2 separate regions of the Homo sapiens genome follow, and region 2 is linked to region 1. Evidence: chromatin contacts called from ENCODE Hi-C or POLR2A ChIA-PET data. All regions are on one chromosome and are shown on one strand. Each heading gives the region's core, a stretch centred on a gene start or an enhancer-like site at or near the end of the contact. The rest is flanking DNA. Distances are from core to core; before and after follow the strand shown.

Evidence for each region. A loop is a pair of places that touch in the nucleus more often than their neighbours do. ChIA-PET counts read pairs that join two places held with the same protein, here RNA polymerase II (POLR2A). Pooled maps may share reads with other maps.
Region 2: a pooled map shows a loop between it and region 1 (5-fold over the local background). The contact joins the enhancer-like site here to the promoter of SECISBP2L in region 1. A Hi-C loop is called at or near these places in 1 of 37 single-sample maps with no recorded cell type and 3 of 50 pooled maps. POLR2A ChIA-PET finds 5 or more read pairs at or near these places in 2 of 52 experiments (AG04450 and activated CD4-positive, alpha-beta T cell).

Annotation. Positions count from the first base shown.
Region 1 is chr15:49,043,937-49,047,954 of GRCh38, reverse strand. It overlaps SECISBP2L (SECIS binding protein 2 like), which reads left to right and starts at 1,509. Exons shown (of 18, transcript NM_001193489.2): 1 at 1,509-1,679. The coding sequence starts at 1,656. RefSeq lists enhancers at 1,043-1,172, 1,273-1,622, 1,913-2,052.
Region 2 is chr15:49,470,559-49,474,516 of GRCh38, reverse strand. The region is part of intron 11 of FAM227B (family with sequence similarity 227 member B); the gene reads left to right. The region is part of intron 2 of FGF7 (fibroblast growth factor 7); the gene reads right to left. Among named protein-coding and RNA genes, the nearest start is that of FGF7, 49 kb to the right of the region's middle. RefSeq lists an enhancer at 2,409-2,458. Within about 2 kb of position 2,641, at least 2 of the 41 ENCODE cell types and tissues checked have a DNase peak (open chromatin) inside an H3K27ac peak, as active enhancers do.

The sequences.
Region 1 (4,018 bases), core at 260-2,759:
TGCATTATACTTACTGGTTGAGCATCTCTAAACTGGAAGTCCAAAATCTGAAATGTTCCAGCGAACATTATCCTTAAATGTCATGTCTGTGCTCAGAAAGTTTCTAATTTTGGAACATTTGGGATTCAAGAGGGTTTGGAATTTCATAGTTTCCATTAGAGATACCCAACCTGTATCAACATAAGTACAGCAAGGGGCCTTCACATAACAAGCCTCATATTGGAGTCTAATAACCAGACTAATAACCTAGACTAACTGAAAAGGCAATTAGTCTTTACTGATATCTCCTGAAGCATGACAAAGCAAATTTCTTAAAATCTCTTTCCCATTCCTAGCTGTGGATCTCCACACCAGTGCCCCAAACAGCAGCCACCTCAACTCTACCTTCACTTAAGTGTAATTTAGCTTATACAGTTGTCCCTAAGTATCCCAGGGGGGATATTGGCTCCAGGATCCCTGCTGATACCAAAATCCATGAGTGCTAAAGATCCTTATATAAAATGGTGTAGTATTTGCATACAATCCATGCATATCCTCCGATATACTTTAAATCATCTCTAGATTACTTATAATACCTAATACAATGTAAATGCTGTATAAGCAGTTGTTAAACTGTATTACTTGTATTTTATTGTTGTACTTGATATTTCTTTTTTCCTCAAAATATTTCTATCCGCAGTTGGTTGAATCTTCACAGAGGGTGTGGGTGTTGGAGGGTGTGTCTGAGGAGATGCCCAGAAGAAATTTGCCATGCTAACGGTAGTGCCCAGTTTCAAGACAGTCTCTGCCCTTAAGGAGCTAAGGATCTGAAGATAAAATAATTACCCGTTGGGTGGTGTTATACAGATCCTGCATAAAATTAGGATTTCTGAGATGGGCGAGGTCAGCCTGGATGTGAGCCTAGAAGTGGGCATGAACCTGGATAATGAATTAACTCTCAATAAATATTTGTGGGGAGCTTCCTAGCGGGCCTCTTCCAGTCATTCTGTGTATGCGTTTTACATATGCATTTTTCTAGGGCAAGACTCCATTATTTTCAGAATATTCTCATTCCTTTATAGTCATGACTCCCTTTATTTGCGTAACATAAGGAAGGAGCAGATGTACGGTGGGCAGATGAAAGCTTTTCCAACATCACTAAGAGGTGGTTTCAGATCCTGAAGAGGTCTTTGAAGTCCCGGGAGACCTGGGTCCCAAGTGGTCTGACACTTCTCGTTTAACAGTCGCAGGGGTGGCGTGTGGTTCGGGGCACCTGCTCCTGGGCGCCTCCACCTGGCCTTAGCCTCCAGGCCAGGCCGGGTTCCTCCTACCCTTGCTGAGGCCATTTGCTGTCACTCCGCCCACTGCCCCTCTCTGCCTCCTCCCCACTCCTTTTCCTTCCGTGCGCCTCCATTTCTAACTACGCCTCCAGCCCATTCGGGCCCTCCTCGGCTTCCGTCCCAGATGATCCCTCCCCGAAGCTGCCACCGCCTCCTCCATCTCCCGGAGCTGGAGCCGCCTCCTCGGCCAGTGGCGTAGCCGAATCGGTGTCGCGGCCAGCCAGATAGGGGCGGAGGTCCGGAACCCAGTCTGGACCCGAGCGGGGGGCCATGGAGAAAGCGGCCCGAGGCGCTGTTTACACCGACTAGCGCGGGCCCGTTGCGGCTGCAGGCACCATGGACCGAGCCCCCACGGAGCAGGTACGCGGGTTTGGGCTGGGCCCGCCGAGCCGGGGGTTGGGGTCGCCGCTTCCTCACAGGCCAGGCCCAGTTCTCCGAACGTGGGGACCGGGGGCCGGTCCTGCGGCCGCAGACCCCCTCACCTGGGAGCCTGGCAGCTCCCAGCTCTCCTTCATTGTTCCAGCTGCTGCCTGGGACTTGGGGGCTTTTCCAACCCTGATTACTTCCCAGGCGGAGGGCTCGCCGTTGCCGCTTCTCCCCTGCTTGGTGAAGGGGTCAGAAGGCTCCAAGTTGTCCCTGCTCTCCTGGGAGGAGGGCTTATAACTTCTAGTAGTCTCCCCGCTTCCCCCATTCCCTTCAGCTCTGGAATGTGTTTTCAAGGTGGAAAGGCGTTTGAAGGCTTCTCACCCAGAAAGACTGTAAGAGAATGTGTGGTAACTACAGATGAAGGGAAGTCACGGGCCTTTTAGGTCTGTGTTCAATGGAGCGAAGCATTGTTTTTGCAGTGGTTTTACGGAGGTGTTTCTTTTAAGAAACGATACTACGATTTCCCCTTGTCCTTTTATCCAGTTATTTTGCAAAGAATTGTAATTAGTGGGTTTTTTTTTAAAGCTAGCTCTATTTTAAGGGTGTAAAGCATAAGCTTATTTTCGAACCCGTTTTCATATTCGCAAAGTAGTCCTATTAGTGTTCTGTTTTATTTTTATTTGCATCAAATTCCTGATTATGCATGCTAGTAGGTGGTAGCAGGCAGGGATGATAACAGTGTTAAAAGTAATCGAAAACAATAGTTTCCCCCCCAGTATTTTCCACTCTTAAGATCTCTGCGAAACGACTTAATTTGAAGTCCAAGTTTATTCACTCTCTATTCCCTTCTTCGAAGGCCTTGCCCATTGATGACTAGATGACGGAAGAAGAGAGGCTAGTAATTTCTGCCTATTAATTTTACAGTTGGATAATTAGCACCTGAATTAATGAGATAAGATTTCCCAAATTCCTGTATGTGTCTATATGTAGTTGAAGCCGGTTTGTATTTTGAAATCGGACTCTTAGCAGGCAAAGCACAGCTTCCTAGTTGTGTATACTTGTTTTTACAGAAGACTTTTTTTTTTAAAAAAAAGCTTTATGTGAATGTAACTCTGAAGACACAAATGAGTTTTATAAAACAATACATGGAATTACCAAAGAGAAATTGATACAGAGTCTCTTGGCAAATACACTTAGGCATTTATGTGACCCAGAAGTATTCTGTATACAGCCTGTATCTAGTTTAATTTAAAAACATTTTTGAAGGTATCTATCATAAATACCTGAGATTTCAAAGCCTGACAAATGAATACGAATTTTCCTTGAATCATTTCCTTGTATGTGTGTTACTAATGAAAGGGTTCAACATTTTGTTCCTTCACTAGGATGCCAGGACTAAAACCAGTAATGCTACCTTATGTATACTTAGAGTTCCTTTCATCCTAGAGGAAATATAATTAACTATTTAGATGGTAATTTTTAGCATAGCTGTTTGTGATTATCCTAGCAGCAAGTGCTGTGAGCAAATTATTTAAACTAGAGAGCCTTTTCCCCTTTCCACATCTTTCCAAAGTCCACGACCTATTAAAACCTTGTAGAAATTTAAGAACTAGGAAAAAAACATGGAAGAAGGTTTTCTGTTGACTTTTTTTTCTTCCAGTACTTCTTGCCTCTTCCCCAGCCTAACCCTAAATGAAAGAATAATTTGAAAATCCTCCACTTCCCTATACACTCAGAAAATATATATAGAAAAGTGATGTCTTCACCTCATTTATGCGATAGGCAGTTAATTCAGGGGTCCATGAATGACCTAGAAGGAGTATGCTTCTTTATATGCCTTTTTCTAGGGCAAGAATCCATTATTTTCATCGTATTCTCAAAGGACGGCTAAGAACCATTAACTTAATAGTAGATTGGGAACTGAGATTTCTCAATTTTGTGGAATTCTTGATTCTTTATGCCATAGAGTCATGTAATGGCTTTTCCAGGATATTTGGATTATACTTTTGTATTTCTACTATTGAAGTGAATTTAGGTAGATTGACGTCATTGAAAAGTATATGTAATATGTGTCAATTTCCATTTTTCCTCACAGAATGTTTTTTTCCCTTTAGACCAGTGTTGACATACTCAGAATTTCTCTAGATGCCTACAGCATTAAAACTTACTCATTATAGTATTGTGGTAGTTAGCAATTCATAGAAGTTTGGTTTTTAAAAAGTAGTACTTAATATAGACTTTCTGCATTTTATCTTAACCTAATTAAATCCTTGTGTACTTTACAAGTGTAACTTTAAAAAAAAAACGCTTTTTTTTTGCCTGAAGGCATTCAT
Region 2 (3,958 bases), core at 1,392-3,891, 430 kb before region 1:
TTTTGTCCCATTGATTTACCTGTCTGTCAGCTATATAATCTCATTAATTTATTGTAGGTTACCAGTTTTCAGGTGGTTCATTACATTTACAAGTAGCTCTGATTGTGTTACCAATTATACGTGAATATATCCTCTGAAGCTATGCAGAATAAATCAATACCATTTCCACATAACAGCCCTTGAAAGAGGTGAAGACATTGATCATGCTTCCCATTATCCTTAGTTTCTTTGGCCCTTTCTCATACGGTATGAATTCCAGACTCTTTACCAGCTACATTATTTACTAAAAATAAGTATCTCAGCAAGAACTGGGCTGATATAGATAGCCTAAGACAGAATAGTGTTCATTATTTTCCTTGATATAGACCATAAATGTATTTTACAGTAATACAATCTCACCATCTCCTTAAAAATATTTTAAATCCTGTCATTATTTTAGAGTTTGAATATAATAAAAAGTTCGCCTATCAAAAATACATTTTGTTTTAGGTTAGTATATTTTTCAAGGTTATATTATAAAGTTTGTTTAAATATGTATTATATATAAAGGCAAATGTCAACTGTTCCCCTGCAACAAATGATGAATGTTCCTCATTTTCTTTACATTAATTATGTTTTTAAAAACCTCATGATTTTTGAAAAAATACATTTTAAAATGACCTCATACAGCATGTGTAGAATTAAAAGTGAGTTAAATAAATATATGTTGAAATATAAATGTTATAACATCAAAGATGACAAAATCTAGTTTTGGAATCTAATCATTAAAATTCTTTCTATGCTTTAAAAAAATTAGCTCACTTATTTTTACAATTTCTTTGGTTTCCAAATGTTGAAATAAGAGAAATAGTTTTATTCTTCTATTTGTAAATAGTGCTCCATAAATAAAATATTGCTGGGGTAGAGAGTCATTATACCCCTCCAAAACGTGAGACCAACTCCAATATGATTGTCACAATATTTTCTGTAACATACAAGTTATTTAACAAGTATTTACTGAGTGTTTATTGCCAGACCCATTCTTGGCACTAGGACTGTAGTGATCTGAAGAAAATTATCTAAAAGTTAACTGTAAATTGTCAAATATACATCAATTTAAAAAATAAAAGCGAATTTTGGAGTTATTTTATGCTTCTAATAACTTATATTTAACTCAATGTTCTTTATACTTTCTCTTGTTAACCAATGGTTTGTTAAGGTTATAAATTTAGCAGCATATGACAATGAATGAACTTATTTATATAATAGTGAACATCATCATGACTTCATTAAATGACAAAAGGATGAGTTAACTAAACTGTGAGTAAATCTGTCTCATCTTTCTAAATTCCTGGCATTCATATTTGATATGTTTGTGGAGGCACTCAAACCATTCTTTTCTAAATTGAAAAAATACAAAAATGTTTTTAAAAAATATTCAGTTGAAAAAAGATTACAGTATGCCTTTAGTTAAATTAATCCCCCAAGTACCTTTGGAAACATGAGTGGTCCACATACAATTGCTTAAGAAATGGTGAGTTTTAATTCAGCCACTTTAATTCTGTTTATAATTTGGCATGGAATAAATCACAAATAACTGATACATGAGTATATTAAAATGTATGGTACCCAAAAAATTAGATACTCCTTTCTCTTATTTGTCATTAGCAAATTTGGGAAATGTCTTCATCTGTAATGTCATGTAACTTTTCCATCTACTATTTATCATTACATCTGTGCTTTTTTTCTACCCATTTGAAGTTACACGTTTTGATTCTAGCCCTTTTCTTATGAGGCATAATAAGCTTTCTATTCTCTTCTTGTCATATCTTTGCCCCTTAAGTCTTCAAGCTTATGACAGTATAATGTCATTCATTGTGATGTTCATTCCTTCAATCATATGTACGCATTTTTCTCCCCAACTTTCTGAGCAAAGACTTTTAATTGTTCCCAACTTTTATTCTCTCCTTTTTCCATAGCAATAGAATTTTTAGCTGACTGCACAAAATAAACTTTCCATTTCCCAGTCTTTTTTGCAGCTTAATGTGGCCATGTGACCAAGTTTTAGCTGATGCGATTTAACTGAAGTGTCCTATGGCAACTTCCAAAAGTCTTCCATAAAAGGTACCCAGCAGAAGCCCTTTATGCTCACTTTTAATCACTTTATTCCACCTTCCTGCTGGAATTTGGATTCTACCTTGGGTTATGAGAACAAAGAGATTATGGAACGGTGAGCTAAATGGACTTGGAAACTTCCAGATGTTTTTGTGGAGCAGAGTTGTCACTCCTCCAGATGTTTATTGCATGGAGAAATAAACAATTTTTTAAGCCAAACTGAATCTTAACTAATGCACCCCAATTTCACTTTACTTCAAATGCGTTCTTCATAAAATGTACATAAAACTCCAGGAGCCTATTTTTTCAGTTATTCTAAGCTAACAGCCAGAAAGACAAGTCTTATTTTCAACACTGTTGTTAATGGCCAGGTGTTTACTTTCACAGCTTTTTTTTTTTTTTCACTTCTAAAGTCATGAGATAAAACTAGAAGAAAAAATGAAAACAACACCTGTGCTGTCATGTCTTTCACTTTCTTATCCAGAACTTCACTGTCACGAGGGATTCCAAGTTTCTTCCGGTGCTGTCATTTATTCCTGCATGTGTCAGCATTTAGTTAGCTTGATACGTCTTTTCTGGCTGCCCTTTAGATCTTGATACACGTGTCAGGAAGACCACAGCTCCCCACTCAGCAAACTGTCAAACCTGTGTTCAGCTGCTTCCTAGCCAAGAAATTACCTAATGTCAGCTAGCTTTTCTGGATGCTCATTATTGTTACATAAAGCATGAGATGCTGTTGTCACTCTCAAAAAGACCAGATTCGCCATTCTTGATTAGAAAATCATAACTTTCCATTTTTGAATAAAACAAGTCATTGATTACTTAACTATGTTCAGTACTCTACATATCTGTCATCTTTCTTCTGTATATAAATTCATTACATTTGCCATATTATTATTATTATTATTATTATTATTATTATTATTATTATTATTATTTTGAGATAGAGTCTCACTCTGTAGCTCAGGCTATAGTGCAGTGGCGCCATCTAGGTGCACTACAACCTCCGCCTCTCAGGTTCAAGCAATTCTCCTCCTTCAGCCTCCTGAGTAGCTGTAATTACAGGTTGTGCCACCACACCAGCTAATTTTTGTATTTTTAGTAGAGGAGGGGTTTTGCCATGTTAGCCAGGCTAGTCTCGAACTCCTGACCTAGGTGATCCACCCACCTCGGCCTCCCAAAGTGCTGGGATTACAGGCACGAGTCACTGTATCCGGCCTCACATTTGCCATATTCTTAATGATGGTTTGGATTCCCTAGCCTCTTTAGAATTTTTCTTCTTGGCTTCCTTTCTGAATTAGTTTTTCTACTCCCTTTAAAAGTACTTATCTTTTCTAATAAGCTGTAGCATAGAAAAGAGTATCAACAAGACTTTTCACTTTCACATCTACTCAAGAAAAACAGTTTATATTATACATGAATTGGTAACCATCTCAGGCACAAGATGTGGAACAAACACAACAAATATGTTCCAGGTGGGCTGCAGTAGTTCCCTTGGTGTCCTTACATCCTGGAATTTCTCCCAGCAAGCTGTTTGAGTTCTTGGATGTATTTCTTTTCATTCTTTCTAGATGACACCCTTGTCACTGCATTTCTACTTCATTGATCTTCTAGAAAGTGATACATAATACTGGAATGTACCACCTTAATGTCAAACTTCAGCAAATATGATAGATCACAAATACTCATTTATACTTAACAGCAATGATCCAAATTATTTCTATCACATTTACACATTCCTCTTGCTATGCCCATTTTTTCAACTTCCAGGCCCAATGGATGTTGAGGCTAAAGCAAAAGAAGTTAGAGAAGTCAAATATCATTTCAAACACAGGTCATTTTGAGAATTAAGGTATCATAAAAG